Regions from separate parts of the Homo sapiens genome. Here region 1 is linked to region 2. Evidence: chromatin contacts called from ENCODE Hi-C or POLR2A ChIA-PET data. All regions are on one chromosome and are shown on one strand. The core of a region is the stretch at or near the end of the contact, and the rest is flanking DNA. Distances in the headings are between cores, read along the strand shown.

Region 1 (5,471 bases), core at 724-3,223, 7.2 Mb before region 2:
GAAGAACTGTTGCAAAGTATTAATTTTGATCTTAACTCTGACACATTTATTAACACCCCAAAAAAGCAAAGATATATATGTCTTGCCAGAAGGCTATACAAAATATTTTAAGGTTCTATCTTCTATAATTCCTGGCTAGTAGATACAGTTATCTAAACTACAAAAAGTTATAATTTGTTGCTTATTGATAATGTTATGACTTTTTTTTTTTTTTTTTTGAGACGGAGTCTCGCTCTGTCGCCCAGGCGGGACTGCGGACTGCAGTGGCGCAATCTCGGCTCACTGCAAGCTCCGCTTCCCGGGTTCACGCCATTCTCCTGCCTCAGCCTCCCGAGTAGCTGGGACTACAGGCGCCCGCCACCGCGCCCGGCTAATTTTTTTTGTATTTTTAGTAGAGACGGGGTTTCACCTTGTTAGCCAGGATGGTCTCGATCTCCGACTTATTTTTAAAGTTCCCTAAATAAACCAACTTTTGAATAAAAATGGGCTTTTCATTTTAATAACACATACTCCTTGATGATAATGGTTTGATTCATTTCTCTTACAGAACTAATTTCTTCCTACTTCACACACATTAAATGCTTTGTTTATACTGATAATGTCGTGCTCATCCTAAATTAAAGTTTGACTATGTCTGTTTCCCCAGAGACACACCATCTGATTGGGATGCAGCCGTAGAGTAGCAGAAAGAGCAGTGAAGCTGGTATTAGAATGCCTGGATTACAGTGTTTGTTCTGTTACTTAGCAGCTGTGTGACTTTACTGTCTTAATGATATGGATTTTTGTGCTGCTGCCAAGTATGAAACAGTTTGGCACACTATTTAGATACGCAAAATATGTGATCCCCACAACATTTTAGTGAGTGTAAAGAAGATAGGATAGACCATTTAAAATGGAAAATTTTGAACAAAAGGTCACCATAGACTTGAATAAATTACTTAAACTTCTGAGACCCACTTTTGTCATGTAATAAAATAGATATAATGATACTTACCTCTCAGGATTAAGGGTTAACTGAAATATTGTATGTGAGGGTCTAGCTCAGTGTCTGGAAAATGGATGATGTTAATTAAGGTTTCCTTAGGTTGGAATGCTCCTTTCACCCCCTCCATCCGCCCCCTCCCCCAAAAAACACTCCAAAATTCAAACATGCATATTCTGATTCATCTTTTAAGGAAGAGCCCAAGAGGCACCATTCTACAAAATCTTTCCAAACAACTTCAGGCAGTACAGCCCTTTGGTTAAGAGTACTGGGCTTCTGGAATCAGAAGAGACCACCAAATTTAAAACCAGGTCTCCCATTTAGTAGCTCCCTGACACTGGACAAATTACTTATTTTCTCTGCACCTAGATTTCCCATCTGTAATATAAAATCATCATGATACATACCTCATAGGGTTGCAGAGGATTAAATGAGATATACATACAGAGCACTTAGCACAGTCCCTGAGTTAATAAGTCCTCCGTTAAGTATTACATAGGAGAAGTAGTAAAAAGTTTCCTCTTAAGTAAAATGCTAATAAAAGTGCTTACCCTGCCTCCCAAGATTGTGGCAAAGTTATGACGCAAGGCTTTTAAACTGTAATGCTGAACAAACGTAAGGGATTGGTATATACCTTGAGATATTTTGGACAAAGTTCTAACCTTACTTTTATACAATATGCTTTCTCTCACCCGCCTGCAGTTGGGTTAATAATGCCCAGCATTAATTAATAAGCAATAAAATCAGAAGATACCCCGAATACAAGTAGCTGACGCTCAGAGAGCAGTATTAAGGCGAGCACCCGCAGACCGGACCTGGATAACTCCTTGGAGTTCACCTCTAGCGGCCCCCTCCCCTTGGAGCTGCGCAAGCGTACACTGACTTTGCTCCTCTCTAGTGCCCCCGCCTCCAGCAGCCGCCCCCCCACCCCCCCGTCTGCCCAACACGCAGGCGCGTCTCCTCAAATCCTGTCCCTACACCCCTCCTCTTTCTCTTCATTTCGTTCCCCCTCCTCTTGCAGCACCTCGGCAGGTTCAAACTCTTCTCCGGGAGCGTGGCGGCGATCGCGAGGTCACGTGATGAGCATCCTGCTGCCCAACATGGCGGAGTTCGACACCATCTCGGAACTGGAGGAGGAGGAGGAAGAAGAAGCGGCAACGTCGTCGTCGTCGCCGTCGTCGTCGTCGTCGGTATCTGGGCCCGACGATGACGAGGAGGATGAGGAGGAAGAGGAGGAAGAGGAGGAGGAGGAAGAAGAGGAGGAGGAGGAAGAGGAGGAGGAAGCGCCGCCCCCGCCTCGGGTAGTGAGCGAGGAGCATCTGCGGAGATATGCTCCCGACCCTGTATTAGTGCGGGGTGCCGGCCACATCACTGTGTAAGCGAGAGGGGGTCTTGGGACTTGAAATGCCTGAGATTTGGCAACAGAGGAATGAGAAGTGATCGAGGGGCCTGTGGAGTGGGGGAGGGTTGACTGATTGACTGAGGCGTACACTTAGGAAAGGACACCTGGTCTAAATGGGGAAACCATGGGTGGATACGTGTGAAGGAAGTGAGGAGAATGTAAATATGATGCACCAATGCCAGGTAAAGAGTGAGTATAGGAGAGGGAAGTTAGGGGTTTGGGAGCCAGAGCGATTGGAGTAGGGGTGAGTCTCCTTTCTTGTATGTATGCTGGCAAGTGAACAGTCTCTAAACTGCAGGATGTACCAGAGGGTTTTTTGCTGACAAGATTGATACTTTGTGGGAAACAGCAATTGCTGTGACATGTGACAAGAACTAGGCTTGCATTCTTCAAAACAGAAACATGATATATTTTGTGAATAATAATAGAATGTTCATTCACCCACGTATTCATCCATCCATTCTTCCTATCGAATCCTTCCTTATATATCACTCGATTAGAGGTTCAGGATGAGAGGCAGCTATGGAAAGTAGAAAAAGAAATGGATTGAGTCAGGGCTCTTAGACGCTGGTCCCGGTTTTGCTTCTTACTGGCCCTGTGACCTTGGTCAGGTTGCTTTTTCTCATTTCTGCGCCTTGATTTCTTCATCTCTAAAATGAAGGGTTTGGAGTAGATGGTTTCTAAAGCTTTTCAGTTCTGAGATAATTTACCTCCAAGGGATTTTGTATGCCCAAGTATGAAATATACAGGCATTAAATATATATGGAAATTAATACTTTGGGAGCTGAGCATAATTTCTTTAAAATTTATCCAGGGTGGTTTTTTAAAAAATTGAAATCTTGAGGAAAAATTGAATATTTCAGAAAATAAAATGGGGAGGGACTTCATAACAGCTACAAGGCAAAAATGTTGATGATTCTCCGGGATTTAAAGAGTGCTTCCTCATTTTTATTTGCTTGGACCATAACTATTTGGAAGTTTGAGTACTGTGTCATGTTCATCCTCTGAACTATGCTATCTTTTACTGCATTTTCAAAATAGGTTGCCTTTTGTTGTTATGTCATGCTGCCTCTGGTTTTGATAATGGCTCACCTAGTCCCTTTGACTTTCAATTGAGTTCATGTTACATTAAATCATATATATGCTACCTCCCTTATATTAGCTTCAATTTTTAACATGTTGAGTTTTTTTTTTTTTTTTTTTTTTTGAGACAGAGTCTCACTCTTTTGCCCAGGCTGGAGTGCAGTGGCGCAATCTTGGCTCACTGCAGCCTCTGCCTCCCAGGTTCAAGCAATTCTCCTGCCTCAGCCTCCTGAGTAGCTGGGACTACAGGCGTGATATGTTGAGTATTTTAATTGTAATATACTTTCGTAATCTTTGCATCAAATATATTAACAAATATTTTGAAATTGGGGAAGTGTTGGGGGAGGGTTTTAGAGCTGCTTTTTGATTAGGAAATTTTAAGACAATTTTTCTTGGTCCAAGAATTTTGCAGATAGCCTACAATATTCAGATGCCAACTTATTGCACGGTTTTACTTCCATTCCTTTTGTCACTAGGGAGACAATTTATTACTCAAACTAATTATGATGGCTGGTACCAAAGGTTACTTTTATGCAGATTATGTTACATGACCGTTTAGTCCATAATTTTATACTCCAACATTCCACCTCCACATTTGCAAAATTCAGGCAAAGGAGAAGGAACAAGAAAATAAAATTTAAGTTACCTGAAATTTATTTATGGTTCCATTCGACCCTGCACAGGTACTTACCAACCTATTTGCTTCATTAGAAGAACACTGACACTTGCCATGCCCAGGCCCTTCTGATTGGTATAATGTCCTTCTAATTAGGAGCATGCGGGTAGTACTGTTGGTATTCATTGACTGAAACCAAAACCTGAAAAGAAGCAAACCAGTACTAGACTCACTAACCATTGTATATACTTTGGAAACTTATTTAGTTTTGTTGTACACATTCTTATACCTAGAAATCACATATGATATTAAATGTCTTGGGATTTGAAAGAGATTACATGTCTTGGAGAAAATTTAACTGGATCTGAGAAATGGGTCTTTGTATGGTAGTGAAGCCTTCCTTTTATCAGTTAAAGTAATATCCTTATGAAGTAGGTAATCTTATTCTGCGACTTCTAAAATATCAACTTCTGTTTATTTTTTTTCTGGCATAGGAGTGTTAGAGTTGCCTTAAACTATATACCCTATCTGAATGAAATATTTAATATTCTCTACCAGCCCTGATTTTTTTCCATTCTTTGTGCAGCCTTCTGTTGTATAGAGCATTTTGTTTCTTCTCAAAGTTTAAAATTTGAGAGCCCTCACCTCAAACTCAGTATATTTTAAGCTCAACATCCTCTCCACATTGCCCGTGCTTTTCATTTGTTTCATTTCTTTCCTTGATGCCACCATTCTGATCTCCCAGGGTAACATTCAAAACCTTTGAGTCATTTTGACTCTTCCTTCTCCTTGAATTGCCCTGTGTCAGTCTGCCCCAGAATTATATCATCATAGTTTCTGAAATATCTCTTAGATTTTTCATTTTCTCATTCCTATTTGGCACCACTCTAGTTTGGGTTGCCATCATCTCCTGCTTGACTTATTGCCACAGTCTGCTGCCTCTCCCTACTCCAGTCCATCCTGTGTGCTTGTGCCAAACTAATTTTCTTAAAACACAGTTTAATCATGTCACTTTCCTGCTGAAAACCTGCATTGGATATTAATTAGCTCTGAGTTTCTGTGCCATCTTCCTTCAATCTCAGAGTTCAAGGAGACCCTCCATTTGTCCAATGCTCACCTGTCCATTTGTGCCTTCCATACCTTTCTCTTCCAGCCTCCTCCCAGATCTTGCTCAACCAGGCCTCCCATCTCTCCAGTATTACCTCTCTCAGCCTGTACCCATATTCAGTCTCTAATTTTTAAAAAACAAAATAAGACAAAAGCCTTCCTATGCCCATGTTCCCTTTAGCTACTATCCAATCTCTCTTTCTTATCCTTCAAATTTCTAAAAAAGTAGCTACATTTACCTTATCTGTTTTCTCTTTACCCCTCTCTGATCTGGATTCTGC
Region 2 (5,443 bases), core at 2,169-4,668:
ATGATGACATTATAAATTAGTACAATCTTCTGGAGAGCAAACAATATATGACAAGAGCTATAAAACTCATGAGACCCTTTGACCTGGTAACTCCACTTTAGGGAATAAAGTCCAGGAAAATAACTGGGGGCAGAAGGGATAGGGGAGAAAGTAAAAAGCAGAAAAAGACCACCTAACTATGCAAAGTTATTAGTAAAAATCTGGAAGTAGCTCAAATGCTCAACTGGAAGCTTGGTTCAAATCATATCGTACCTTAAATACAACTGAATTTTTTCTTACCATTAAAATAATGATGACTATTCAAATACACAAGTACATTTTTAAATGTTAAGAAAAATATGAAGCATAAAATGGACACTGATCACAATTATGTAAAAATGTCTTTACAATATGAGGAAAAGTCTAGTAAACTGGGTTGTTGGGGTTTTTTTGGTGAGGAGACTATTTTTTAATTACTTTGATTTTCATTTCCTTTTTATCACTGTCAAGTTAGTTTCAAAAAAGCTTTTTCCTTTTAATCTCCTTTGCCACTTGCTTAAAATAACACATATAGGCTGTGAGAAGGACAAATGTAAAGGAAAACATTTTCAATACACCTCAGTATTAAAACTATATATAAAAACCTGTATCAGTCATTAAGTGTTAAAACATATTAGTAGGCACTGTTGTTTTTGCCTCTTTTAGGGGGAGGGAAAGACTTAAGTCCAACAGAAAGACTGACTACAAATTAACCTGGCAGTACATGAAGTTTTTCAAAACTAATTTTTCTCCATCTGAGAAATTGTTACTATTAATAATACAGATGGTCGAGTTTACCCTTATCACAATTATACCATTTTCTGTGATTTGCAAAATATAAGAAAACTATACAGTCGGTAGACTTGATAATAATAATGTGGCCTCACTGTTGTAAGATAACACAAACAAAAATAACAAAATGAACATTGAAGCAATTTAAATATAGTCTTATTGCAAGCAAATTTTAAATCATTTATATTTAGAGTCTATCATACACCGCCAACTTTCTTTAACTTTGTCCGATTTTCCTCCACTTGGATCTTACTTGAAGGAAAGATAGCTGAATTTAGATTTTAGTAACATCATTCCTTTCTCCTTTCACTACCCTCCAATGCACTGTGGCAGCAGCTAACACAAGGGAACCTCCCCCGCAAAATAAAAAGGATCACCTGTTTTTGTGTGTCAATGCTGAACACAAGGTACATTTATACTATGAATTATATTTGCAGGAGAAACAACATAGACCAATGCCTTTGGTCCTTCACTAAAGTATATTCCATTTTTAAATATGTCCATTGTTGTCTCCTTGTAAACCCAAAATCGTGTTTCACCAATTCTCAAAAAGTGATAACTCAGTTTCTATTTAGTGAAAACGGGTCTATGCAAATGCGACTTAACTGATAATTGAATGAGCTTATAAAATCGGAGATACGTAACGATTATGCTTTTACTCAGTAGACCATTACCTAACCGGCAAAATTTGAAATTGGCTTGACGCTCCTTATTATTTTTAATTATGTCGTTTTTCCTAATCCCTGGTCCGTCAATTCCCCTCCAGAGCCCCTTCCTCCCACGCCTCCCCCCTGCCCCCCCGCCCCCCCCAAAAAAGACCAAGCCTGGCCTTAGTTCCCGTATTTCAGGCCAGGACCAACCAGAAACCAGTTTTCTTCCACTAATCCGGAACTCCGGGCTGTTACCAACGCTGTCATTGGCCAGCGTCAGACCTTAGTACGTGCCCCAAGATAACCCCTTGGTTTCTCTCCCTTTTCCGCCTACAATGGGCCTTCCCCAATGTTTGTAACATATTCATAATCCACAACACGGCACCTCTGATAATCAACTCACATTCTTCAAAGTTTTCGGGTGGAAACAAGCAGGGCCAAGGGGAGGGCAAGGTACCCTTTTTCCGACTAGCAGGGATGGGGGAAGGGGCAGTCGTTCTTTGGCTCTGCACCGAGCTCTAGAACCTCGTCGGCTGAGAGGTGGGGGGCGGGTTGGGGGTACAAGGTGGGGAGGGAGTGGTGAAAGAGTTAGGTTAAGTTGAAATGAAAACTTTACTCACCAGATCCTCGAAGCTTCTTCGGTGCTCTTTCCCCTCCCAATCTAAGCGGCGCGGAATCAGCTGGGGGCCGGACGAAAAGAAAGGGGGAAGCGGAGGCAAATGATGAAGGAAAAGCCTCCGCTCCCCATCAACTGGACCCAACCTGTGTCCCAGTCCTCAACACTTTACCGTCTTTATTTCTCTCGGCCTGATAGCTATTGGCTCAGAGCTAGACAAGTATATGGGGGGGGGGGGGAAGGGGGGTCGAGAAGGAAATCCTGAAAAACTGCCTCCCACAAGCATAAAGCGGGGACGAGTTAAGACCCCAGCGTTGTCTGCCCCTTTTGAGGGAAGAAGCCAATTCACCCCGGTGACAACAGCTACGGGTACCCAGATCGAAGCCTCTATCCCAGCCCGTCTTCCGCCCCTGACTTGCCCTCCCCTTCCTCCAGTCTCACCTCAACCCTCCCCACCCTTCCCGAAGGGGCTCCGTACCTGATGCTCCTCGAGCTCCTGCACTAGCACCTGAGCAAAAGGGAAACACAGATATGAGGAGCAGCTCGGGCCATCAACCCATTCCTCCCTCCACACTTAAAGCCCAGCCGCTGACCGTTTGACTAGTCAAGGCCGGCCTTTCCCTCACCCTCAACGGAACTGCTCGTCCCGCTGCCTCGATTTCCCCACTGGGACCATTCACCACGACTCCCAGATCTCTTTCTTCCCCTTACCTGAGCGGATTTGTTGCAGGGTCCAGACTGCAAGAACCTAGCGATCAGGTAATACAGCTCTGGGGAAGAGGGGGGAAAAGAGGTTCAGAGGGAGGTAGAGAAGAGAAATAGAAGCTTTTTCAAAAGAAACTGACAGCCTTCGCGCTAAGCCCCCATTCCCTTAGCACCCCCCCACCCCCCGACACAGCTACCCACCGGCTTCGATCTGGGTAGGTGCTGCCGCCATCCTTTTCCCGAGGGGGTTTGGGGGCTTCGCTCCGGAGGGGCTGGCGGGGGCGGGTGGGGGCGCTGCCTCTATTGTGGTGAAGCCCCCATGCCCGGGAGTCCCGCCGCTTCCGCCGCACTCCTCGTCCTAGTTTCGCTCTCTCTCGAATTCATCGCATCACGTTTCGACCCATAGATATTCTAGCCCAAGAGCTGAGGAGGCGGAGGAGGAAGGAGAGGAGAGGGAGAGGGAGAGAGAGAGTGAGTGAGTGAGAGAGAGAGAGAGAAGAGAGAGAGAGAGAGAGGAAAAAGAGAGAGAGAGAGAGAGAGAGAGAGAGAGAGAGAGAGAGAGAGACGCGGGGGGTGGGGGGGCGGAGAGAGAGAGAGAGAGAGAGATAGACGGAGCGAGAAGAGGGAGGAGCCGAAGTGGCGAAGAGGTGGGCGGGGGCAAAGGGGGTGGAGAGAGGGGAGGGTAAAAATGGTGATAGGGTTTTGCAGCGCTCATAGTTCCCCGCTAGAGGCACTAATACAGCAGCTGAGCCTAGACTCTCCCGGAGCCCGATGGTTGCTTAGCTACAGCTCTGGGAAGGAGGGGGAGGTGCTAACTGACGGCCGACGCTCTGGCAGCCGCCTTGGAACTCTGTGGTGGCATTCGCGTCTGCGAGCTCCGGAGTGACTTTCCCTTCCTGTGAAGGCAATCCGGCCCTTTCCGGTGGAGGACCCTTCCCCCTGGGTTGATCTTGAGGAACTTAAGAGACGGTGTTTTGACTCGACTCCTTTCCCCTTTTTCCTCCCGGTACCAAAGCGGTTTTGTTTGCTGTTTATACTCTACCCCGTGGAAAGGCGGCTAGCTGGCTAAAGGGTTTTATGCCTGGGGGAGGATGAGTCGCTATTTGGTCGTGACTTGTTTCTGTTTAAAATTATTATTATTTACCAAATGAAAATGTTGTACTTACCAGTCCAAAGTGCGGGGCTTATATTGTTAGAAGACCACTTAAAATGCTCCTGGATTCTGACAAATATTGCATGAGAAATTTGCAATCAGCCGTGAAGCATGTTTCCCCTTCTGAAAGTTTAACACGTGCCGTATCTACGGCTGGGATCTAACACATCCCATTCCTACAGGGTAATTTCCTATTGTGTTTTCAAATACTACTAAAGTACTTTAACCAAGAGTTTTCAATAATCTTTATGTATTATTGCCTATCTCTATGCAAGGTATCAATAGTTTTCTACAGGTTCGGGACTACACTGTTTAATATATAACCCCAACCCTTGGTACCGCACTGACCTTCAGTATTTGGTTGCTGAAATCTTCAATGATGAAAGGGGTTGGTATGATAATTGACACAGATTAGTAAACCGGGTCCTTTTCTTCCCTACTTTCCCGTAACATCCTGTCCCCACCCCACTCCCTCACCTAAACCTGATGAGACCAGAAATGCATTTTAAGTTGCATGTATTATTTACATTGAAATATTACAATTTGAAGGTTCATCTAAATTTAAGGCTATATTCTTGGGAATTGGGTTTCCTCACTCAGCTCTGCCACTGACCACAGTGGGCCTTGAATTTCTAAGTTGACATAAACTTAGCCTAGGTTGATTAGCTCTCACTTGTAATTTTTTTTTTTCCTCAGAAAGCAATAACCACAGGAGGTAATTGTGAAGTGATAGGCTTATCTTTGGTTGTTATTGCCATGGAACTTGACAAAACAAATATGAATAATTGATACAACAAAATGATATAAAAAGATACATGAGACCTAGACAACTCATTGCAAGTAGTTTAGCAAAATACCAGACTGAATAATTTTATAGTTGAAGTATAATGTACAGGTTGAGTATTCTTTATCCAAAGTGCTTGGGACCAGAAATGTTTTGGATTTTGGACTTTTTCAGATTTTGGAATATTTGCATATACATAATGAGATATTTCAGCTATAGGACCCAAGTCTAAATTTGAATTTCATTTGTTCCATTTATACCTTATACACATAGACTGAAGATAATTTTATATAATATTTTCAATAACTTTGTGCACGAAACAAAGTCTTGACTGCCTTTTGACTGTGATCCTCCACTTGAGGTCAGATGTGGAATTTTCCATTTGTGGCATCATGTTGACACTCAAAAATTTTGGATTTTGGAGCATTTTGAATTTTGGATTTTTAGATTAGGGATGTTTGACCTGTATGTAACAGTTAACACTTAACAAGCCATTATCATGTCCTCAGCACTTTTACGTGCTTACCTCATTTAATCTTTACAATGACCCTAGGAGATAGGTTCAATTGTTATTCTCATTTTACAAATGATAAAAATGACTATGAATTTGGTCCACTCACAGCCTGTGAACCTCATTCCTCACCTGTAAAATGTGAATAATAAATAGTATTTGCCATGTCTACTTCAAGGAATTGTTATAAAATTCGTGTGAAAATGTATTTGTG

What was found. A loop is a pair of places that touch in the nucleus more often than their neighbours do. ChIA-PET counts read pairs that join two places held with the same protein, here RNA polymerase II (POLR2A). Pooled maps may share reads with other maps.
Region 1: a map of naive thymus-derived CD4-positive, alpha-beta T cell shows a loop between it and region 2 (24-fold over the local background). The contact joins the promoter of CHIC1 here to the promoter of BRWD3 in region 2. A Hi-C loop is called at or near these places in 1 of 168 maps with a recorded cell type or tissue (naive thymus-derived CD4-positive, alpha-beta T cell) and 6 of 50 pooled maps. POLR2A ChIA-PET finds 5 or more read pairs at or near these places in 1 of 52 experiments (CD4-positive, alpha-beta T cell).

The regions. Positions count from the first base shown.
Region 1 is chrX:73,561,224-73,566,694 of GRCh38, forward strand. It overlaps CHIC1 (cysteine rich hydrophobic domain 1), which reads left to right and starts at 1,974. Exons shown (of 6, transcript NM_001039840.4): 1 at 1,974-2,357. The coding sequence starts at 2,062. It also overlaps the pseudogene MAP2K4P1. RefSeq lists a silencer at 1,894-1,953.
Region 2 is chrX:80,806,459-80,811,901 of GRCh38, forward strand. BRWD3 (bromodomain and WD repeat domain containing 3) reads right to left here and starts at 3,419. Exons shown (of 41, transcript NM_153252.5): 1 at 2,983-3,419; 2 at 2,788-2,846; 3 at 2,555-2,584; 4 at 2,081-2,140. The coding sequence starts at 3,013. LOC124905202 (a long non-coding RNA gene) reads left to right here and starts at 2,350. Exons shown (of 2, transcript XR_007068278.1): 1 at 2,350-2,835. RefSeq lists an enhancer at 3,654-3,733.